Regions from separate parts of the Mus musculus genome. Here regions 2 and 3 are each linked to region 1. The links are chromatin loops, found by intact Hi-C in ENCODE. Cell type or tissue: heart. All regions are shown on one strand.

Evidence for each region. A loop is a pair of places that touch in the nucleus more often than their neighbours do. Peaks named below come from ENCODE experiments on the same cell type or tissue, not always from the same donor. Only the 100,000 strongest peaks of a DNase experiment are listed, where the experiment ranks them.
Region 2: a loop joins it to region 1, with 6 times the contacts of the local background. A loop is called at or near these places in 13 of 42 quality-filtered maps.
Region 3: a loop joins it to region 1, with 5 times the contacts of the local background. A loop is called at or near these places in 31 of 42 quality-filtered maps.

Annotation. Positions count from the first base shown.
Region 1 is chr2:93,064,635-93,072,634 of GRCm38, forward strand. No RefSeq gene overlaps it. Among named protein-coding and RNA genes, the nearest start is that of Prdm11, 22 kb to the left of the region's middle. In heart, a CTCF peak has its summit at 4,464 (motif pointing right); a DNase peak (open chromatin) is centred at 7,217; H3K27me3 peaks cover 2,798 bases.
Region 2 is chr2:93,467,093-93,475,092 of GRCm38, forward strand. Gm10804 (predicted gene 10804) reads left to right here. Exons shown (of 5, transcript NR_040532.1): 4 at 120-270; 5 at 1,024-2,782. Among named protein-coding and RNA genes, the nearest start is that of Cd82, 8.6 kb to the left of the region's middle. In heart, CTCF peaks have their summits at 2,258 and 4,337 (motif pointing left); DNase peaks (open chromatin) are centred at 3,229 and 4,269; H3K4me3 peaks cover 908 bases; H3K27ac peaks cover 745 bases; H3K27me3 peaks cover 510 bases.
Region 3 is chr2:93,182,620-93,190,619 of GRCm38, forward strand. Trp53i11 (transformation related protein 53 inducible protein 11) reads left to right here and starts at 4,929. Exons shown (of 8, transcript NM_001025246.2): 1 at 4,929-5,128. It overlaps Gm32683 (a long non-coding RNA gene), which reads left to right. Exons shown (of 3, transcript XR_374797.3): 2 at 1,995-2,100; 3 at 2,192-2,295. In heart, CTCF peaks have their summits at 4,821 (motif pointing left), 6,412 and 6,612; DNase peaks (open chromatin) are centred at 4,912, 5,622 and 6,342; H3K4me3 peaks cover 2,399 bases; H3K27ac peaks cover 1,631 bases; H3K27me3 peaks cover 3,488 bases.

The sequences.
Region 1 (8,000 bases):
CCAAGTCTGAATGAGAGGGCCATGGACTTGCAGAAAATGTGAATGGAGAAGAGCAGGAGGCGCACGCTGGCTCCTCCATCATCCTTTCATGGAGCAGTGGGTGTGAGCTCAAGAATTGACTGTTGAAAATGGAATCCCAGAGGCTCCTGAGAGCAGCAGAAAGAAAAGATCCTAGCCTGGTGCCCACAAACAGTGCTGGTTACACTTCCGGATCACAGTACCCGAGGTGCTGGATTGTGGAAGGTGAGAGGGTCCCACATAAGAGGTGGGGGTTACCAGGGCAGTGGGGAACACTTGCAGGGCACAGATGCAATGGAGAACACTCATAGGGTGATGAGGAACACTCAGTATTTAAGAGCAATGGGGAGCACTCACAGGCCGTGGAGTGGTGGGGAGCACTTGCAGGATATAGAGACAGTGGGGAGGCATACTACATATACCAGGGAAGTGGGAAGCACTCAGAATTCTGGTGCACCCTGACACATTCTAACATTTTAATGACTCAAAGAGCCACCCCAGCTGAAAATCTGCTGCATATCTGCCCCCATCAAGCAAGATTCAAACTCAAACTTAGCTTTTGTTTACTGAGCAGCTATTAGGAACCGGCAACTACCTGGAGCCTCCACAGGAGGGGAACTTGCACACAGTCCACGACTTCTATTAAGATCATAGAGGACTGACACTAAACAGAGTTGGACAGCCAGCTGGTAAGCCCAACAGATTCAGCATCCCATCCTATCCACCCATCAGCAGCAAGTGGGTATGTTCTAAAAGGCAGACACCTACTGCAGCCTCCCCTTTGTCCCATAAACCTTGTTGGTGTGCCCCATGGGGTTTTAAAGAGCATCTCTGTCTGTAGCAAGTTTTCTTTTACATCTGAGATAGATGGACTCTCTCAGCTAAAACTATCCTCTGTCATAGAAAGTAGCATGCAGACTGTTCGAGGTCATGGTCATGCAGATGAGGTAGTGATGGCCACCCCCAAACCTGGGAGCTTCTGAGCCAGGGCCTGGCATCTGCCACTCTGCCATTTTCTGGGCTAGTGTGTCCATCCTTTCCAGATATGTTCCTCTGTGTGCAGTACCACCTTGGTGATATTTAGGCATCACACCATGGCTTCTGAGACCCTGGTGAGCCTCTCCAGGTGAGAGCCCTTAGCTGGTTGGGGGTCTCCAAGGTGGGTGGCTGCCTGAAAGTGGCACATGGAGGGAGACAGAGTCCTACAAGTCTGTGGACACAGCCAACCTTGGGCCAAGGTCAGCAGGACTGAAGTGAGCCTGAGGCCTATGGGGCACAGGTAACTTTTCTAGTTTGTGCAGTTCCAGAGGAGGCCACCCAGTTCCAGGACACCTTCAAGAGAGCGTGGAAAGACCTATGAAAGGGGATAATCCCATATACACTTGACTCGGGGAGAGACCTCTATCAAGTTCACCCTAAACTCTGGGGGTGGGGGGGTTAATGCCAGGCACTTTGGAGGGGGTTCAGAGACTGTGTATACCAGAATAAAGGACTTTCTGGTGAAGGCTGTGAGCTCCTGATCCCCCAACTCCACCCCGTTTGTCTGCCCCATGGAGAGGGATACCAGAGAAGGGCGCTTTGTCCTGACATTTCTCAACATGGCCCCTAGATAGTAGGCTAGGCCATGTCTTTGTCTAGAAGGGCTGTCCTTCAGGGAATCTGGATCAGGAGAGCCAGTTTTCTCCAGCTCTGATGGTGTCCTAACTAGAGAGACACATAGTAGAGTCAGAGGCACCCACAGTCCCAACCTCTGAGGCCTGGTGTCCCAATAAGTGATGCTCGGTGGCCTCAAAGAAGCATCTCTCCTCTGAAAAACAAGGTTTGCACTAATTGGGTCCTGAGGTGGTTGTAGGCTGGGTGGCCTCAGGAAGCCATGGGATGCTGTAGTCTGGCTAATACATTGGCTCCTACTCACTGATGTGATGGAGTCAGGAGGTGGGGCCTTCCAGGGTGAGTTAGATAGTGAGAATAGAGGTCTGAAATTGATGTTTGTTAATCTGAAACGTGACCAGAGAGCTGTTCCCATTATAGCTCCTGAGGACATTGCAAGATGGCCCCATGAGAGAACAAAGTAGTGGATCTGTTCAGTCATCAAACCATTGCCTTGACTTGTCTTCTAGTCCCCATGGTGACAGAAAATAACTGCTCAACTGTAAGCCTCCCTTTGAGCTTCACTGTAGCACCTGCACAGACCAGCACATGGGACTTGGGGCCATGAAGGATGAGAGTACAGGGGAGGAGCCAGGCCTGAGGGTCCCCTGGAGGAGGGCTGCTTAGAGAGTGGCACTGTCCCAAGGACCCAACCCAAAATCTGGTCTGAGTCGGCCTCAGGTGGCAACAAAAACCCTGACCCATGAGTGTCTTTGGCCACACCCGCTGTCTTGCTTACTCTGTGTCCCTAGGTTTCTGGTCTGGCTGTAGGGTCCCTTCTCATCAATGTCCCTTCTTTTCTGGGTTATGTTTATTCTTTCTCTGGGCTGAGGTCTTGGGCTGGAGGTAGATTGGAGCTAGCCTGTGATATCTAAGACTCAGTTTACTTGCCTGTAAAATGAAGAGGCCCCTGTCTCCTTGAAAGGTCAGAAGACAGATGGAGGGTCCTCATCTCACACCCTGCTTATCTCTAAGGAAACCCTGAATGGCAGGAGGAACACATCTTGCCCTGTGTAACCAACACACACGTGAGAAGCACTTGACCCAGGTCACACAGAGGAACCTGAGCCTATACCGAGCTCTGTTTGCCTCTTCCCTCCCATTCTCTCCTATGCTGCCCTCCATTAGCATGGCTCTTGTGCCCTGCTACCTTGGATCTGGCTGAGTCTGGGACCCAGAGAGCAAGGCAGGCCCAGGTGGAAAATTCTTGGTTCTGGAAGGGACAAGAGGGACATGGTCTCACTGACTCCCAGTCCCTCTGCTATAAAAGCCAGCCAGTTTACAGACTCTGTGGTTGTATTTGAACATGCTGGGCATCCTTAAGGTAACCATGGCCCTCCCTCTGTCATGGTTTTGTACCGGGTTCTGAGCTAAAACCCTTCTTTGCAGATCTCACAGCTCCCAAACCTGCCACAGCACATGGTCATAGGAACCTGCCACAGCACGTGGTCATGGGTTACTTTTCTGAGTTGCGTATAATCCTCAGTAGGTGACAGGATGGAGGGCTCTGTAGGAATCCCCCTGAGATGCTAAAGTCTGCACGTGCTCAGTGTTTTCTAGAAAATCCTTTTGTAGATTTTTTTAATGACCTCATGGATTATTTGTAATAACTAATATGAGCTGGAAGCATGGCACTCCTGTGACCCTGGGACTCAGGATGTGGAGGCAGGAGGAGTGCTTAAGTTCATCCTGGGCTACATAATGAGCTCCGGGTCAACCTGAGCTACCAAGTGAAATTCTGTCTCAAAATGCCAAGCTGACTTCGTATCAAATGGCTATAGACTCAACACATGGGAGGTGGCGACAGGAGGATCAGAAGTTCAAAGCCAAGTTGGGCTATGTGAAAGTCTGAATTCATGAAGCTAAGGTAGAAGTGTGGACTATTCAAAGCCTGGGAGACACAGTGCATTACAGAAAGGCCTGGGCTACAGACTGAGACTCTGTCTCAACACACCAGGCTGGGCATGATAGCACACACCTAGAGGTAAGGGTGGGGAGTTCACTGTCTTCCTGTAATACCCAGGAAGTTCTAGGCCAGCCTAGGCTACATGAGAGCATCTCTCAAACATGCACACACACATACCACCCCTAAACAAAACAAAATAACAAAACCCCTGTGCTTTGAACATAACTGTCCCACTGTGCTGTGCTGTGCTGTGCTGTGCTGTGCTGTGCTGTGCAGTGCAGTGCAGTGCTGTGCTGTGCAGTGCAGTGCTGTGCTGTGCTGTGCTGTGCTGTGCAGTGCAGTGCAGTGCTGTGCTGTGCTGTGCTGTGCTGTGCAGTGCAGTGCTGTGCTGTGCTGTGCTGTGCAGTGCTGTGCTGTGATGCGCTGCGCTGCGCTGCGCTGTGCAGTGCAGTGCTGTGCTGTGCTGTGCTGTGCTGTGCTGTGCTGTGCTGTGCTGTGTGTGCAGTGCTGTGCTGTGCTGTGCTGTAGTGTGCTGTGCTGTGCTGTGCTGTAGTGTGCTGTGCTGTGCTGTGCTGTAGTGTGCTGTGCTGTGCTGTGCTGTGCATACTGAGGACAAAAGGTCTGTACATGGCTGATATGGACATAACTGTTGCCAGCTTCTCCTAGAGCTGATGCTTGATTGAGTTTATTTATCCACTGTTCAGCTCAGAGGTGGTGATGGCCACACAGTCCTATGTCTGCTAAGGCCTGGGCCAAGACACCTTACCTCTCTCACAGCACAAAGCAATCCACAGAATCAACCCAACAGGTTTTTGTTTTTTCTCTTCCTCTGTGCGTCCCTCATTCACAAACTCCCTTTATGGGCCAGTTGTCATTTTACAGACAAACCACCAGATGGTGTCAAAGGGCCAAGTGTGGAATGTAGGTCCTGGAGTCTGCATTGGGCCCAGCTTCTGGGCTTTTGGGGGTGACAGGCAGGGGATAGATAGCAACAGATTGTCATTCTGGGTCTGGTCCAGCAGATATAGCTGGTTACCCTGTCTCAAGATCTGTCCAGGTAAGAAATGAGGATAGATGCACAGGCTATTGTGTAACTCAGACATTGACGGATCCTGAGCTGGGGAACAGAGACTTGTGTTACAAGTTAACCCTGCCACACTCTCTAGAGTCACCTTCCTGTTAGCCCCAGTGACACACTGAGCTCAGTCATCACCAGGAAACCTTCCCGGACTGTCTGAGCTCAGACTTTCCTAGATTCTCCTCTGGGTCAGCTACCAGCTTCCTATGGGAAAAGCCCACTTTGCACTTTGGGTATCAGCTGAGGCTCCCAGCATGCATCTGTGTCCTCATGTGGATGGAACAGACAAATGAGATCCAATGAACCAGTGGAATGGGCGAGGAGATGGTGGCCTGACTCAGAAGGGAAGCCTGCTCGACAGACAGTGGGGCTTCTAAGAGCAGCTGGATGGACCCCCCGACCCCAACTCTTGTGCTTTATCCTGTGTCAGCCCATGGAAAGTGCATTAAGGGCTGGGCAATTCTCCCAGCTGTGTCAGCTTGCAGCTACAACCACCACTAGTATAGAACTAGGATAGGAAGAGACCCCTGGGACCGCGGCTCACATCCAGCCAGACCGGAGTGACTCTCAGCCCAGCCGACAGCCCAGCCCATGGCTCAGGAAGGCCCCACAGAAAACCCTTCAGGGTCTGAAGGGTTGTAAATCTCTGCTGTGTAGCCCGTCTTCACCCCTCCTTGTCAGGAAGTTCTCCCCAACATCCTCCCATGGAGTAGGTATGTTGGGTCCCATCAGCCAAGCTGGACCTCAAGGACCATCAGCTGGTATAGGGTCTCTTATTGGCCTGGAGCTTTGTGACAAAGGCCAAGCTCACTGCTTCACAAGCTCTTAGTGGTCAGCATGTCTCCTGTCATGTCAACATTGCTCTGAGCACAGGTGCACACCACCATGTCTGGCTAATTACATGAGCCCTGGTGACCCAAACTCAGGTCCTTGTGCTCGTGAGGCCAGCGCTTTAGTAACTGGACCACCACCCCATCTTCTTCATTTGCACTTTGGGTAGAAATAACTTTTGAAGATGACAAATTCCCTGACTCTATTAAGTACGGTAACTCTGTAAGCTGCGTTGATACTTCTAAAAACTGAGGCCATTTCATTGGGTTTTCTCTTTTAAAGAAGGTCCTGATCTATGTGTCCGCTCCTTTCTGCACAGCTCCTAATAGCAAATCTGCACTGCTGTCCAGCTGCTGCCTCTGCCTGCCAGGAATTGTTTGTAGGAGTCGTATGTAAAGTAAGAGCAGAGGGGTCTGAGCACTGTGGGAGAGCATGCACGCACGCACACACACACATACACACACACACAAACACACACACACACACACACACACACACACACGGAGCCTGGCTTTTTACTCTGTTGTGAGGCCAGGACAAAGCAGGAACCCTGACCCTGGGACATGAGCTTCTCGAGTGCTATGGCCGTCCCTTACACACCATCACACCATCCTATCACAGGTCTTCCTTCACTGGACCTCTGCTGGGCTCACGACCCACTGTGGTCACTTCCAATCATCTACCTCACAACACAGCCCTAAGCATCACTCAACACACACTTCAGGGCTCCTCTGTAGAGCAGCAGATTCAAGATCAAAATCCCTAGCTTCATGCCATACCCCCAAGGGACCACCTTTCAAGACTCCTGGCCTCATCTTTGCCACTCTGTCCTTAACACCCTCCCTGTAAACCTCTCCTACACCTACCATGGGGTACCAAGTTCCTTAGACCGCAGTTCTTCTCTTCTTTCCAACTTCCTTGCTTTTCACTTTACAGAACCAAGATGGGCTCAGGGCTCTGTCTGTCTGTCTGCCTGTCTCTGTCTGTCTGTCTCTTTCTCTCTGTCTCTCTATCTCTCTGTCTCTCTGTGTGTCTCTGACTCTGTCTCTGTCTCTCTCTGTCTCTGTCTCTCTCTCTGTCTCTGTCTCTCTGTCTCTCTGTCTCTGTCTCTGTCTCTCTCTCTCTCTCTCTCTCTCTCTCTCTCTCTCTCTCTCTCTCTCTCTCACCTCCTCATCTTAGCAGTGGTTAGTCAGGAATCCTGACTCCAGCTTCAAGACACAGTCCCCAGCTACTCCTCCGCTTCACGGATTCAGGAGCACAGACAGACCATGGGCCCCATTAACTGGTAGGTAAAGAAACAGACTAAGGAGTAGAGGAGTAGCTACCATCCCCCTGTCCTGGGTCAAGCTTGTAGTGCCTGGTGTCTGCTAAGCAGCAAGTACAAGCTATTTGTCAATTTTTGCTTTCTAGCCTCCAACATTAATTAGAGCTTTACAAAAAAGACCTTGATGCATCTGCACCCTTCCTTCTGTGGTGTCGGGGGGGGGGGAGGGGAGAAGACACACAGTGGTCACCTCAGTGTCACCCAGAGTATGATAATATGTGTCAAATTCTATTCTGGCTAGAACAACTCTTACACTCCAGTGAGGTTCCCTGACCCATTGAACTACAGGCTGAGTCGGGGGTGGGGTGGGGTGGGGAGTGGAGCACAGCTCTGCCTTGTGCCTTGTGTTTGTTGAGGTGCCTGTAGAGTCAGGAGCTGTGAGCATTGGGAAGGAGGCGGGCGCTGTCCGCGGTGCTGAAGCGCGCTCTCAGTGACTAATTCCTCTGCCTGAGCTGGCCGCTGGGAATTGAAAAGATTTGCTTGGGGCAGCCAGGAACGAATTTTCATTTTCGGCCTCAGCCAGCACACTTTGTTCTGTCATTTACCTGGCCCTCTGCCGGTGATGTGACGTTGGCTGCACAGCTCTTTCCCCTGCCTGTCCAATCCCTTGGACAATCATTCTGCTGTCCCCTTCCCCTCCACATCAGCAGGCACCCCCAACTTATGAATGTTTCCCCCCAGAGCTGTGGATAGACCAGACCATATCACAGGCCAGGATTCCCACTGTCTGCTAGCCCTATCCACAGTCTCTGTATGCAGCCCTGGAAGCTTCCTCATGGCCCCATCACAGGGCAAGCGGAGTGCCAACCATGGATGGGGAGAATAAAAACTGTAGCCTTCTGCATTCGTAGGAGTTAAATGGCTCAAGCTCTTACCTGAATTCGATTCCCATCATCCCTGTGTGACTTTGTGTGATTTTTTTCCCCCATCTGAACCTCAGTTTTCTCATCTGGTAAATGGAATTAATGGCAAAGTCCTCATTGCATTGATGTTTGAATATCTGCCTGGTTCAGGACAAAAGCCCAGTGAAGAACCACTGATTTTTCCTTTACCAAAAATAAAAGCCGAAGAACTTCAGACATTGAAAGAATCTATGTACACTCCCAGTTTGTGGGCTGCCCACAGCATGGAGATCACAATTTTTTCCATTTTGTTGAGAGGCATACCCTTTATTGGAGCCCCCAAAAGTTCCC
Region 2 (8,000 bases), 400 kb after region 1:
AGCACAGTGCAGGGCAGGAAATGCACAGTGTGTTGTCTTGGTCAGTGTTCTACTGCTGTGAAGAGACACCACAGCCATGGCAGCTCTTAGGAAAGCATTTACTTGGAACTTGCTTTCAGTTTCAGAAGTTTAGTCCATTATCAAAATGGCACTGAGTATGAAGACACACAGGCAGACAGGATGCTGGAGAAGGAGCTGAGAGTTCTGTATCTGGATCCGTGGACAGCAGGAGAGACACTGGGACTGGCTTGGATTTTTGAAACATCAAAGGTCAGTCACTCCAGGGAGACACACTTTCCCCAACAAAGCCATACCTCCTAATCCCTCTTAAATGGAGCCACCCCTGTTGACTGAGCATTTAAATCTATGAGCCTATGGGGGCCATGCTCATTCAAACCACAGCAGTACACTTCCCTGTAGTCACAGAACTCAGGAGGTGGAAGAGAGAGTTTGAGGTCAGGGTCAGCGTCAAGAAAGGTGGGAAGGGGAAGAGAGGAAAGAAGGAAGGGAGAGAGGAAGGAGAGGGAGAGGAAGGGATGGGACAGTCACAGTGCCGAGCACAGGCCTCCCTTCCTGTCCCTGAGGCCTCCAGGCAGTTTGGCTTTCTCATAGCAAGCCTTCTGGTTTCCGAACACTTGGAGGGTGATGTTAAAGCTGCGATGTCTTGATCCAGCCTTGGAAGTCAGGTTGTGTCTTCCTTCTCATTCCATAGTGGAGATCAGGCAGGAACACTGTGCTCAAAGGAGAAAATGGTGGCGCCTCCTCTGAGAAGGCCGAGTTCTAGGGTAGCTGCCTTGAGAAACTGCTGCAGGCTTCCTGGGGGTCCTCAGAGACATGGGGTGGAATTCCCTTTGACGAGAACTGGGAATCTAAATGAAATTGTTTTAGAGCAAGAACAAACAGTCTTTTAGAATTTTCTAGACAGAGGAAACCCTTCCTGCCCCTTGGCCAGCCCTGTTTCCTCGGCATTGTGAACGTGAACAGATTTTTTTTTTCAATCGCCCTAATAATGCTCATTCTTAGGATGCCTGCTTCCCACGTGTGGGGACAGAGGTGCAGAAAAGCATTTCCCTGATATCAAGATGACAACATGACCAACTCTGTAGCACCTCACAGATGATTTCTACCAGCCTTAGCTACGGAAACCGCACCCCAAGAAGAGCTTTGAATTAGCCATATCCAGAGACCTGATTCTGCGCACCCAGCACAGAACAAACACCCTTCCCCCAGAGGTCCACTCTAGATGAGAGAGCTTCCCCAGGGGTTGCTAGCCGCACCTAACTGTCATAAAGGATGCTGGCCCCAGAGCTCAGAGCACACCTCCATTGCACCTCGGTGCCTGCCCCATGTCTGAGCCCATGAGTTCTCATCAGTATCGCCTCCAGTCTTTTGGGCCTGCTTGGGACCTTTACTTTCTTGGGCTGTGGAACCATAATGTACTGACCTCGAAACCAGTCCTGGCTGGGTTACAGCCAGGACAACAAACTTGTTTCCACTGGAGAGCCTGGGTGCATTCTAGTAGCAGTGATTTAACCAAAGACCACCCAGACCTGATTTTACTCACTGCCCCTTGCTACGTCTGAAGGTCTGGGGAAAGCACCCACCTTGGCCTGAGGTGTGTGGCTATTAGCCTTTCCAGGAAAGTGACGGTGGCAACCGTGGTTATAAACGTGACCAGTTAACAGAACCTAGCAGCCCTGCCTTCTGTCTGTGCCAGGGTGGAAGCCAGTGGCCCGAGCCGACCAGAAGATCGCCTGAGCCGAGCAGATGAGCCAGAGCCAATCAGAGGAGCACCTGACTCCCAGCTTTATATTACCATTTTTTCCTTTTAATTTCTTCTTCTCACATATATTACATCCTGACCACAGTTTCCCCTTCGTCCCCTCCCCCTAGTCTCTTCTCCTTTCACCTTTGCTCAGAAAAGAGCACACCACTCCAGAGCATCAACCAGACATGCACAACAAGCTACAGTAAGTAAGACAGGCACATATTCTCACATCGAGGCTGGGCAAGGCCACCCAGTAGGAGGAAATGAGCCCCAAAGGCAGGCAGAAGAGCCAGAGAGAGCCCCTGTTCCCACTCTTAGGACAAGACCTAGCTCAGACCCCTGCAGGTTCCCTGATCTCTTTGAGCCCCGTGAGTCCTGGTCAGTTGATTCTGTGGGCCCTTTTGTGTGATGTCCTTGATCCCTGCGGCTACTCCAGCCCTTCTTCCCCCTCTTCTGCAGGACCCCCGAGCTCCGCCTAGCGTTTGGCTGTGGGACAGTGCACCTGTTCCCATCAGTTGCTTCATGAAGTCTCCCTGGTCTCTCTGGGGACGATGATGCCAGATTTAATAACGGGATGCTACACTCTACATTTCATGAAGCATATTCATTATTTGGTGATCTCTGCACCTGGGTCACTAGTCCATCAATGTCTTCATTCACAGTTTCCTGTCAAAACTGCTTTTTTTTTTCCTTCGCAGGCATCAGCTGGACCCCAAGGTGGGGTCTAGGCACTCCAAACCTTCATGAACCTACACCTTAGTAGCTGTGAGTTTATTTATTCTTTTTGTTTGCTTATTTGTTTGTCTTGAAACCGGCTCTCTCTATTGTGTCTCTCCGGCTGTCCTGGAACTCACTATGTTAAGCAGACTGGCCTCACAGAAATCCACCTACGTCTAGCTTCTAAATGTTATTCTATTTCTTTTAAAACGTATTTATCCATTTATTTATTTTGAGACAGACCTCACTACATGGACAGAGTGCTGGGATTAAAGATGCGTGTCACCATGCCTGAACAAGATCTGTTTCTATGATTCTTATTTAATGTATGCGCGTGTGTATGAATACCGTTGAGTGTGTGGGCTCCCAAGGAAGCCAGAAGAGGGTGTCTGATCCCTTCAACTTCAGTTTTAGACTGTTGTGAGCTGTTAGCGTGGGTGGGTGCTGGGAATTGAACCGGGGTCTTCTGCGTGAGCAGTACAAGGTTTGAACCCAGTAGAGCACGCTGGAAGCCACTACCCACGGCCCTCACGTTCCCTGTGAGGGCTGCTGGGGTAGCAAAGCTGACACAGAGGAGCCCCGTGCTGTGTGGCTTTTTGTGGGCACATGTGAGCAAACATCTGTTCACCTCAGCGCAGGCACACACAATACCAAACCAAAGAAACAGATCCAGCCAGGAGTTACTCCAGAGAGCACGAGTGACTCTCAGGCAGCTGTAGCAGCAACAGAAGCCCTTCCCAGAAGGGGCGGAGTCTCAGGAAGGCTGCCTCCTGGAGCTCCTAACACACAGGCAACTCTACTGGAGTCTCTTCTTCCTGGCAAAGATACTTTATAACTGCAGGGAGGAAGGGGTCTTGGGAATCCTGCACCCCGCGGAGCATCAGGAGCCTAGATCGCCTCCCTAGCAGTCTGAATCTTCCCAGCCTCCTTCCTCCCCGCGGGAGGGGAAGTTTCGGTTCAGAGGAAGCAGCTGCACGAAGCTCCCTTAAACAATTTCACGTCCACTCCCCGTCCACCCAGAGGTGGATGAGAAGGTGTAGGAGAGGGAGAAGCAGGAAAGACAGCCCCTGCTCCCCCCAAACACCTGAGCTGGGGGTGGGGTACGCACAGCAGGAGAGCTTTCCCCAAGCCAAACCCAGGGTCAAACAAAATACCCTCAGCCTCCAGCTGGTACTCGCTAATCCCCATGCTCCAGAGAAGGCAGGCCAGCCTGGTCTACATCTGTGGTGTCGGTAGCCCCAAAGCCTATGGTGGGGCCACATAGACGTTTCCTCCCTGAGACTTGAGTTGGGAAAGTTTTGAGTCTGTTGCCAGCATTTAAAAACTGGGAGATTTCACATTAATATTCAACTGTTATGTTTTCTGCGGTGGGAAAAAAGAAAAAGGAAAAGAAAGAAAAAAGGACTCTCTTGATGTGAGCTGGGACTGGGTAACAGCTGCAACCTCTTGGTAGACCCAGGCTGCTGCTGGACAGACAGCCCTGGGCCACAGCCAGACAGAGGGGGCTGCAGTTGGCCCACTCCAGTTGCAACATCCAGGGTCCAGATGGCCATAGCTTCTGAGCCTCTGACACTCACTTCACCCATGTCTCTCCTTTCTGTCACCTGCAGGGTTCCTATGGGACATGAGTTCCTAGAGGAATCCATAGATACTGGTTACCCTTCATACTGTGTCATGCAGTGTTCTGGTGTGGGATGGCTCTCACCCAGGCTGCTTTCTTACCATGTTACCTCTGCACTGGCCCCTCTGTGCTGGTTTCCTCCCCAGTGCTGGTTTCCTCACCCCTGAGCTCTTGCCAGTTACAGGAAATATGAGGGAAACAGCTCCTTGCTCTAAAACGAGGTCATCTACCTCCCCCTAGTGTCCACAGTTGTCAGTGCAGCGAATCTTCTGGCCTGTATCTCTATCATCAGGTGTGTGTGTGTGTGTGTGTGTGTGTGTCTTTTGTGAGAGACAGACAGGGAGACATACAGGGATAAAGACAGAGTTTGTGTTTCTGTGTGTGTTGTCACCTCCTTCAACTAGTTAAGGTCTCATGTTAACTCCCTATGGCTGGGAACCAGAAGAAAGAATTTGGACCCCACCTAAGGCTCCAACTGCAGACATTCTCCCTGTCTCAGACCTTGGTCACACAGGTCAGTGCTGGTCTGTGCACAGCACAGTGCCCTGTGCCTGAGGGTGATCATGGCAAGAAAAATGCAGTTAAAGAACAATTGCAGACACATTTGAGTCATTGAGGGGAGGAGCGGACCTGGGTGGGAGAGGTAGGTTCAAGCCTGGGGTCCAGGAGGGAATCCTCAACCACAAGACAACAGTGCAGAGCAGATGTGACAGGTGTCACTGTGCCCATCCTCTGTCAGGAGCCCCGGGAGGGAAGCGTAAACTGTGGCATGACCACTGCCTGGCACAGCCAGCAGGGCCTAGGAAGCCCCCCGAAGACCCAGTTTCTTCCTGGCATTCCCTTCTAGATCCCAGCCTGGGCAGTGGGTCTGTGGGGCGGGGGAAGCCTGCACTACTGCATCCACACAGCTCTCTAGAGAGCCTAGAACTTGTTAGTCTCCTGCCTCAGTCATCCACGTGCTAAGATGACAGAGTTAAGTCTCCATGGCTAGTTAGATCTGTATTTAAGGACTGTCCTTGCTCTGCAGAGGAGAAAACAGAAGGGGAAAGAAGTTCAAGTCTCTGACGGTGTTCAAGTCCAGTCATCTTGACTCCAGGAGCTGTCAGCCATGTCTGGTCAACCAGTCAGTACCCTCAGTGGCTGGTGTCTGACAACTTCTGGGTCCCCAGAGAGAAGTGTGCAGGACTAAACAGCAAGCCATGAAATCCCAAAACTGTTGAATAAATAGATATTCGTCTCTTTAGGGAGAAATTCATCTCAGGTGTTTTGTCGGAGAGACAGGAAGCAGACTAACACAGCAGGCCTGACTCCAGCCCTCAGAAAGCCTGAACCGAAACCTCTGTCGTGCACACCATGTGCAATGGTCTATTTCTGTTCAAGGAGCCTCTTCTTTGAGCTCCAGACTTCTTGTAAAGCAGTGTCATATGTGGGGCTTTACTGCTGTGAACAGACACCACGACCAAGGCTGCTCTTATAAGGACAACATCTAATTGGGGCTGGCTTACAGGTTCAGAGGTTCAGTCCATTATCATCAAGGCAGGAGCATGGCAGCATCCAGGCAGGCATAGTGCAGGAGGAACTGAGAGTTCTACATCTTCCAAAGGCAGCTAAGAGAAAACTGGCTTCTGGGCAGCTAGGATGAGGGTCTTAAAGCCCACACCCACAGTGAGACACCCACTCCAACAAGGCCACACCTACTCCAACATGGCCACACCCACTCCAATAAGGCCACACCCACTCCAACAAGGCCACACCTCCTAGTAGTGACTCTTCCTGGGCCAAGCTTATACAAACCACCACAAGCAGGAAGAACAAACTCAACACTATGGTGTTATAGACAGATGAGTGAGGTGTGGCCAGGCTTCAGGCTTTGTAAGGTGGGTGTGGTTCAAAAGAAGAGACAGTGAGGACCATGGGGGCGGGGGCGGCAGCTGGCGATGGTGGTGACAGAGATGTTGCTGATGGTGATGCTGGTAATGGTGGTGCACAGTACACAGTGGTGGTGGTGGTGACTGCTGTGTTCACGGTGATATGGCAATGGGTAATGAATGGTGGTGTGTCTGTGAGAGACTAGGGGCCACCATGTGATGATGGTATTGATGCATAGTGTCAGCTGGTGATGGCGTTGATGGAAATGATGAGGATGGAGGTGATAGATGGAGATGATGCTGATGAGGATGTCAATGGCACATCGGTATGGCAGTGGTAGAGGTGATGATTGTGGTGATGGGGATGATGAGGAAGATGGTGGTGATGGATGATGCTGGCAAGGGTGGTGATGGAGGTGATAATGATCATGGCGGTGAGGGCAATATGTCAGCGGAGGAGATGACAGTGGTGACAGAGATGATGGTGATGGTGGTGGGGAAGGTGATGATGACTGAGAGGATTAGGATGGTGGAGATGCTGGTGGTGATGGAGATGATGGTGATATGGGTGATGGTAGTGATGGAGTGATGGTGATGGTGGTGTGGAAGATCACGGTGATAGGTGGTAGTGGTGGATGTGGTGGTCATGGTGGGGAATAAGATGACTAGGATGGTATGATGGTGGGGATGGTGGTGATTAAGGTGATAGAGATGACTGAGGTCATAGCAATGATGGTGGCTAGGATTCAGTTGCTGGGTGGGACCGGACATTCAGAAGATGGAGGTATGGTGGGTTATTTTGTTTTTGTTTTGGGGTTTTGGTTTTGTTGTTTGTTTATTTGTTTGGTAGCATTGATTTGAGCTCTTCCATTGCTTTTCCAGATCCTTATTTCTTTTGTTTTTCTAGATGACGCTTTATTACTTCCTTCCAGCTGTTCTTGGGTAGGTATGTCCAGACATGTCTCTGTTTACTCACCGCCTGTTTCCCTCATGGGCGCCCTTGCCAGCAAGTCCCTCTTTCTGTTCTCATTTTAGTCAGCCACAGCACCTGCCATGCTGGCCAGGCACCCACCCTCTGGCCCATCATCCCCATCTGCGCTGGAGCTCAGCAGCCATGCGAGAGAACTGACCAAACTCACGGAGCAGGCACTTGGCTCAGTCGGGACCAGTCGCTGCTGTGAATCACCCTCTCGTGGGTAGTGGGTACTCACTCCCAAGGACCAACAGCAAGGGTGTGGGGAATGTTGGCACTTCTAATTGGCGTATGTTGTCTGCTTAAAATATGCTTTTGTCGTAACATTTTCAGACAAGAAGTACCACCACTGTCCTCATCGTGGTGACGAAGTCCCCGGCACTGGCATCTTGAGGAAGACTTCACTTTGGCTCACAGTTTGAGGGCACAGCATGGAGGCGCAGGTGTCAGGCGCTCTCTCGGGGTTGTTGTGTACCCTATACCTGGGGAACCTGTCTGTGGGATTGGTGCCATCCACGGCCAGAGAGGGGCTTCCTTCCTCAGTTAAGCCGTTCTGGAAGCACTCTCATAGTCCTGTCCAGATTACGTTTCTCATCAAGCCGATGAAGAAACGCAAGCGGCAGGTGCTTATGACGTTCTTGGGTCATTTGCCGCCCTCGTCCCTCCTCTCACAGGTTCCTTTTGTCTTTCAAGATAGCCTCCTGTGTTTTGTGGATTTTGTTTGTTTGTTTGTTGTTGTTTTAATTAAGGTGGGATTTCATTATGGAGCCCTGGCTGTCCTGGAACTGGCTGTATAGACCCGGCGGGCCACAAACTCACAGAGATCAGCCTGCCTCTGCCTCTCGAGTGCTGGGATTAAAGGTGTGCACCCCCACGCTCAGCCTGTTTTCAAAGCTTTATTTCACATATGAGAGAAAATCAGTGGTGCTTGCTTTTCTGAATCTGAAATTTGCACAGCGTGATGATCTCTTCAAGGCCAAATATAAACTCCACTGTGTCTCTGAACCAATTCTCTTCAGCCCTTAAGCCTTTGCACTTCATAGTCTATTTATC
Region 3 (8,000 bases), 120 kb after region 1:
GCAGTTTCCTCAGTCCCTCAGGACCCTGGACATCACCACGGTCACTCTTTCTGTTTGACAGAAAGACTCCAAGAGGCTAAGGGACTTGTCAAAGGCCACTAAGATAAAGAGGACCAGGGCCTTGTACCTCACTTGGTCCAGGAAGGATATGCTGGGCTGGTCCTGTCAGCTCCTCAGCCTTCCTGTCACTGCTATCATGGGTTGGTTTCCCAAGCTGCCCACCATTCTTTCTCTGAGAGGCCTGAGTTCCACTGTCATCGTGTGTGTGTGTGTGTGTGTGTGTGTGTGTGTGCGCGCGCGCGCACGCACACACACACACACACACACACACACACACACACACACCGCCCCCAAGGCTTCTTTCTCCAGGTAAGGAGCTGTGTGACATTTCTTGTTCCCCCAGCATCCATGGCCAAGTGTTGCAGTGGAGATGAGTCAGCTGGGGAGGGCAGCCATGGGGGCGTGTGTTAGGGACGGCTAGTTTACAGACTGGAGGAGAAGGAGGGGGAACAGGCAGCACAGGGAGGTGGGGAGGGAGGGACAGCCAGGGAATTCCTGATCTTCCTCTCCTCCTTCAGACCCCCAAAGCTGAGTTCAGCCTACGGCTTCCTCAAAGGTCTTGGCTAGGCAGACTCAGAAAGAAGAGGCTGTGGAAATCAGAGGAGCCAGGAAAGGAACCAGCTCAACTTTCTCTTCTGCTTGGGCTTCAGAGGTACCCATGTGGTAGGCAGCCGTAACTCACCCTGGCTTGTCAGTTGTCACCTCAGAACCACCCTCTACAGTCTCAGAAGCACCTTTACCCTGCTCCCAGCAGCCGGCAGCCATAGCTGCAGGAACTTTCTCTGTGTAGCTCCAAGCTAACGGCTTATGACACACTGCACTGTCACAGCTAAAGTTCTTGAGACTCCGAAGAGGTCCACCCAGTCGATCACTCTATGATAACATAGAAGGAATCAGAGGCTCAGAGAAGTTGCACTGCTGGCCCATGGTCCCACAGCCAGGATTTAAACCCATGCCTGTCCAATATTCCCAAGCTGAACTACGACTGAACTCAAGACAGTCCTGCCCTCCTCTAACATGTCCAGAGAGGTGCCATCGCTGAGACCTCTCTACATGGGCCCTGCTCCAAAGATCATGCCCAGTGCTAGTTGCTCCTGTGAGCCCTCTACCCTCGCCCCCCCCCCCGACCCCGCCAACTCTGCTCTAACTGCACACGCCTTCTTTTGAATTATCATCACTGCTATTATTATACTGATGTGTGTATGATGAGGATACCCAAGCCATGGTACCCATGCTGGCATCAGAGAATAACGTTGTAAAGTCAGTTCTTTCCTCCCACCTTACATAGGATTCAGGGATTGAATTCATTAGGGCTGTACAGCAAGCTCTTGACCCACTAAGCCACCTCTCCTGCCTGCATCTGCCTTTTTTTTGTTTCGTTTTGAGATGGTGTCTCATATCATGCATATAGCCCAGGTTGGTCTTGAACTCCTTTTGTAGCTGAGGATGTCCTTGAACTGTTGATCCTCCTGCCTCTGTTTCTGGAGTGCTGGGATCACAGGCATGCATGTGTCACCACGCCCTGCTCATGAAATCGTATTCTCTCCCTCAGGGACCATAGTCCTGAAGTGAGTCGCGAGCCCCTCCCCCATCGTTCACACCCACTTGCACACAGCGCTGGCACAGTTAGCACACATACTTGCACATACTCCCTACCTCTAGGGCACAGAGGTGTTGCCTTTCCTGCGGAGGGAGCCCAGGACAGGACAGATGGATTAGCAGCTGCAGGGTCTTCGTAGGAGTAACCCTCACCGGTTGGCTGCTCCCTACTTCTAAGGCTTTCGGTAGAACATTTTAGCACATTCGGAATCGAGCTTCTACAGGAACAATAGGAATCTGAGTTTCCACTTGGCAAACCTTTTTAAGCAGTCGCCTTACTGGCTTCTCGAAAGCTCCAAGGAGCAGTGATAACTGCATGTCCATTTCCTTCCCAGATGCAACAGAGGGTCACTAGGACAGGGGGTTTGGAGAGGCCTTTACCATCACAGTTCACGTCGGCTAACTATGCGTGTTGCTTCATGTTACTATGTGCCTGACCAGGTAAGCTCGCCTGCAGCCGATGAAAGGATGAGGTAACTTAGAAACATGTTTGAACAAAGGACTCAGCACATATTTTCTCTTACTCTGCCAGGCACCTCTGGGAAGGATGCATGCCCCCATGCTGTCTCCATTTATTGGTTGAAGAAATACAAGGACTAAATGGTGGCCTTAAGAATGATCTTAAACAAATGCAGAGTTTTGGAGAATGTATGCACAGAGGTGGGCACACTAGGGGAGTGGATGGGGAGATGGTTGGATAGTCTCTTGTCCCTCAGTACTGTTTTTTCCAATTAGCTGTAGTGAGCGCTCTGTGTCTATCAGCATGCAAGCAGAAGCCAGAGAGAGGGGTGAGGTTTACCAGAGGGCTCTGTACTTGGCATTGCCGTCGTGGATATCCTCTGAGCTCTGTGTTCTTTCAGTCTCCCAGCCTGTCAGCCTTGATTGTGAGCAGTTTCCCTTCTGTTAGAGATCATGGGTACATATCTGTCCTCCCAACAGGGTGGGAGTCAGGGATGCCTTTCTGTCAACTCCAAGGCCCCAGGACTCAGCACTTTACCTAGCACACATCTGGATAGCTATACCTTCTGTGATGGTTTGTATATGCTTGGCCTAGGGAGTGGCACTATTAGGAGGTGTGACCTTGTTGGAATAGGTGTGTTCCTGTTGATGTGGCTTAAGGCCCTCACCCTAGCTGCCTGGAAGCCAGTATTCTGCTAGCAGCCTTCAGATGAAGATGTAGAACTCTCAGCTCCTCCTGCATCATGCCTGCCTGGATGCTGCCATTTTCCCACCTTGATGATACTGAACCTGTAAGCCAGTCCCAGTTAAATGTTGTCCTTATAAGAGTTGCCTTGATCATAGTGTCTGTTCACAGCAGTTAAACCCTAACTAAGACACTTTCTTTGCAAAGCATATGGGGCTCTCACTTCCTGATAAGACAGGCATGGAATCTCCAGAACACAGATGCCCAGAGCTTATAGCTCTGTCTACACCGAGCATCACTGAAAGTGTAAGTCCTAACACTGGTGACCCTGTTTGGTTCCACTTGCTTGCTGCTAATGAAAGTGAGATCATTACTTCTAACATAGCCTCTTCTTTGAGAAACCTTGGGCCATTGCCATTAGGCACTGCTTCTGGAATTCTGCCTTCAGGTCCTGCTTCTGGTAGAACACTGGGAGGTGTTTCTAAGCTGGGAGGTGCTCAGGGATGACACTGTTCCAGTGACACAGCCCAGAGCCCTGCATGCCAATAGTGCAACAAAGAATCCATTATCCCATCACTGTCCTGAGGTGAGACTCTGAAGCAAGCCACAATGAAGCTCCTGGTCAGGGACAGGTGGCTTGGATGTGCACTTCACTCCACACACCTCCAGGCAGGCCTGATCCAGAGCTACAGACATGACGGCTGAGTGATTCATTCATTACTGGTCATCACTAGCCAGGTGTTCAGCAAAAGCGGGTGGCACTGTGGGAAGGGAGTTTAGTTGCCTTGGTAATCAGGAGGCTAACAGCCACTGAGAGCTGACTTGCTATGCACCAGACACTCTTCTGTTTACTTCCTTGCAAAGGGCACAGCCCCTCCTGTCCAGCCCCAGCCACTGGGAGGGCCATGGAGCCTACCTGGTATGTTAGCACCTCACACATGATCAGGTTTGGTTAACATGGCCTGCAGCTGTAACTGGAATCTCAGCAACAGCCACAAGGTACTTCCTGCTATAAGGTCACACCCCTTTGTAGGTAAGGAGGCAAGACTTGGAGAGGTTAGGAAACTTGCTTGCCTAGGGCTAAGCTAAACAACAGAGCCAGGATTTGAACCCAGGTATTCTAGTTCTGTAGCCTGGAGCAGAAAAGCAAAACTTAACTCTGGAGCCAGAGGCACACCTAGTTGAGTTATAGTGAGGGGCAGCTACTCTCCATCTCTGCCCCAGTTCTTTACCTTCAACCTTGCTTCTCTCAGTCCCCACCCTCCCTCAAGCCTTTACTATATCAGTCCAGAAGACAAGATCCAGAGGTTTCTTTCAGCAGGAAGCAGGGCCCTGGGCAAAAATCAACTGCTATAAAGGGTTTCTCAGGGAGTCCAGAGCCAGGCATGGGACAGGTTGTAGGTGCTGGTCTTTTTAGTTTGAGAGACTTCTCAAGACTCACCTGGGACTCTCTCTTGGCATGAGCTGTTTGCTTCCACCAACAAATACTCTGAAGCCACAGATAAGATCCAACCTTGCCACACGCAGCACATAGCACAGCAACTGCAGTAGAAGTCTCAGCGGGTAAGAGTTCTTGTCATTTGGGATTCACACCAAACTGGGGAGATGGGTGACCTGGGTGACAGAACACTCATTCACCAATTATCTTAAGGCCTTGGCTATGTATTAATGACTCGAAGTTTTGTGAACTGGGACTAGTCCTATTGGACTGCTGGGAACGCTAAGGTTTTATTTTTGAAAGTGGTTTAGCAAACGATGAATTGTAAATTGCTTTTAACCGTGTTGTTTCACCCGTGGGGGACCCTAACAGTCATAGCAGGTGCCTTCCTTCCACCCTAGACACCGGCCTAGGCCTGAGAATGGATGTTTCATAAACCCGTAGGGGTATGTTTGCAGTCCGGGAGAAAGGGGCGCTGTCTTCAGAACTTCCGAGAAAGTCCTGGGTGGCACAGCGGCAGGTTGTCCCCGTCCGGGGATCCCCCTAGCCAAGCGAGGGTGCGCCCTCCGCAGGCGGCTCCCGGTAGGCCCTCCGTTTCAGCTCTGGGTCTCCCCCCCAACCCCTCTGTGCCCGCCCCGGCCACCTCGGGGGCGAGGCAGCCCAGCGCGTGGGAGGGGACGGCGCGCCATTGGCTTGTGCGCGGCACTAGAGGAGGGACCAGTGCGGGCCGCCAGACTCGGGCGAGCCCAGCAGCGCCAGGAGTCCAGCTTGCCCTGCCCTGCCCTGCCCTGCCTGCCTAGCGCGGCGCCGCGATGTGAGACTCCCCGGGCCGGAGCGTCCGCAGGGCACGCCAGCTCCGCGAGCGCAGCACCCCGCGCGCCAGGAACGTAAGTCTGCTGCCGGCAGCCGCTAGCCTCACACTTCACCGCCGTTGCCACCGCGCTGGCCGCTGCCTGCGCAGCGCAGCCCGGGGACGCCGGGGGGCCTTAGGGACCGCTGGGGGCATCGAGCACCCTGCGAACGACAGCCGGGCGCCAGGACAGCTTGGCACTTGCGGGGCGGCGGGCGCCCGAGACCCCCGCTGAGCTCCTACTGGCACTGTCCTCTGTCCTTTTCGTTTGTCCCCTTGCACTGACTCGGTTTCCCTTTCTCCCCCAGCTCTCTTCTCCGCCACCTCCTTCCCCAGGGGCTGTTTATTTCGCTCTCGGCCTCCTCCAGGGCTTTATCTCTTTGATTCGGAGCTAGTGAGAGCGGAGAGTAAAGCAGTTTCTTTTATCCCGGGGTCTCTGTCTTCAGCGCTTGGTTCTCGGTCCCCTCCCCCTTTCTCGCCACCGCCCCCCCTCCTCCCGCCTTTGTTTCCCGGCGGGAGGATTGCGCGGTGTAAACTTGCGAGTTTCCGGGTCCTCGCCCCCACGGGTACGCGGGCGGAGAAGGTGGAGGGGTTCCCGCTGTCCAGTGGTCTGGCCGGACCTTTTGTGTGGGTGCCGGGGACTGGAGGAGTCGCGGACTCTCGCTTCACAAAGTGGGGGAGTGTCCTCGGCGCGGAGATGAAGATAGATCAGAGGGGGAAGGGGCAAAGCCGGCGACACTCCTGAGTCCCTGCTGGAGAGGAGCGGGCAGAAAAGTGTTTGGGCCTGACCCCAGTCGGGGGTGGTGGTGTCAGGAGGGTATTGCAGGTGGACCCGGGCGACTCTCTCTCCCAAACCGCGCAGACAGCTGTAAAGTGTAGCGCCATTGCCTGGCGCAGGATGGATTGGGGTCCCGTGTAGTGCGCAGAAAATATTACGCGCACCATCCTCGGGGCACAGCGAGGCCAGCCGCTCGCTTCGGCTCCCCTTTCGTCGCCTTCTTGCATCCTGGATGGAGCGGGCTTCTCCTCCTGCCTGTGAGGTGGAGGAGCAGGGATAGGCCCAGGACCCACTCCCACTTTGACCCAAAGCTTTACAAGCACACGGCCAAGGCCTCCTCAAAGTCCCCCAGCACGGACTTCCTGTTTCGTTTCTTTTAGAAAAACTTTCTGGATGGGGCCTGGAGAGAGTGTAGAAGTCCCTGGGTTGCAGGGACACCCACCCAGCTGTGTCTCCCGTCTGGAGGCTCCTGGAGAAAGGCCGCCACCTGCCGCCGGCGGGATTGGTGGGCTCCTGGAAGAATCCGGAAGAACACCACCCGCCCCTTAGTGGCAGCCTCTGGCTCAGTCCGAGGCTAAAAAAAATACTATTTTCCTGTAGGATCTTTGGAAAGTCAGAATATACTTCGGGTTTCTGTTGTCACCTTCGTACAGACAGAGCGCTCTCCTAGAGTCCCCTCTGGCCTTCGTGTCTTAGGTGCCCTCTGCCTTAGCTTCTCTTCTTCTGGACTCTCAGGTATGTCTGCCTTCACTTGCTGTTCCTGGCTTTGATTTTTCTGGGTCCAGGACCTCTGCCGCTCCTATCACCTCAACTCACAGCCTGGACTTGTGACAGCCCCCTCTGCTGGAGACAGAGGCTGCCGGCTAGGGGCAGGGTCTTCACGAATTATTCTTGGCTTTTCTGTGTGTTCACTTACTGCTCCAAGTATCAGTGAGTGAGCCACAGAAGAGTGATGTCGCAGTGGCCAGCACGGGTCCCACAGGTCCCTGCACACCTGTGGAAGCTGTCAAGACTCTAGATAGTGCTGTGTCTTAAGCAAGATCAGATAAATAAATAATACATAAGTCGATTGGGCCACATGCCGTGCCTTGGCGTTTTTTCTCAATACCCAGAAGGCTGAGGCAGGAAGAGTCTGAATTACAGACCAGTTTGGACTATTTAGGAAGACCCCGTCTCAGAAAGAAAGCCAGAGTCAGGGGAACATGGAGAGTGTTGGGGTGTTGAGGCCATTTTTAAGGAGTGGTCAGTGCTGCTTTCTGGGTCCTGCAGAATAGCCTGTGCAAAGAGCCAGAGGCGCAGCACTGCGCTGATCCTGTGGAGTGGGGTGAGGAAGAGACAGGAGGCACTGGTGAGACAGGATGGGGACCCCCACATCTCACAGGTGATATTAAGAGAGGATCTGTAAACCAGCATCTTACAGCCCCCCCCCCCCAGTTAGGAGGGGCAGCCACGGGGTGCCATTTTGTTCTGAATCCAGGTGGGAAGGCCTCATCCCCAGTAGCATTCTCTGTGTCCCTATCACAGCCACAGTAGACAGGGACAGGAGGACAGCCGCTCAGGCCAAGTGCTCTGGAAATCCCCTGTCTCCCAAGACCCTCATGCTTCTTCATGCCTGCCTGGGTCAGTGTGCTGGTCATGACCCAGAGTCACCTTGATTCTGCCTCACCCCACTTCCTCCTGATACTACCCTCTTTGGAACACTCTATTTGCGTGGGCATGAATTCCTGGAAGGGGTTCTGCTCCGAAACTGCTTTAGTAAAGGGGGTGGGGGGACTGGGGCCCAGGTGTTTGAGTCTGTCGGTCTAAACAGCAGCCTTGTTGATCACTGGCTACAAAAACACAAACTATTCTGGATGTTTGTAGACGACTTCTCTTCAGGGGGAAGTGTCATTATGCCCATTTAACAGATGGGGAACTTTGAGGCCCAGAGAGGCAGGCCTGTCTTCCGACACCATGCATAGGATATAGGGGTAGAGGATGTGAGTGAGCTTGGAGTTTTGAGTGACTTGCCTTGTTAATCACTTAGCCAGAGACTAAGTATGAAGAGGGAGATCTCAGCCTTGGACTCTGATCCCTGCCCAGGGGAAAGCATGGCTTCAGATCATCTAGTCTGAAGACATTGTGTTAAGCT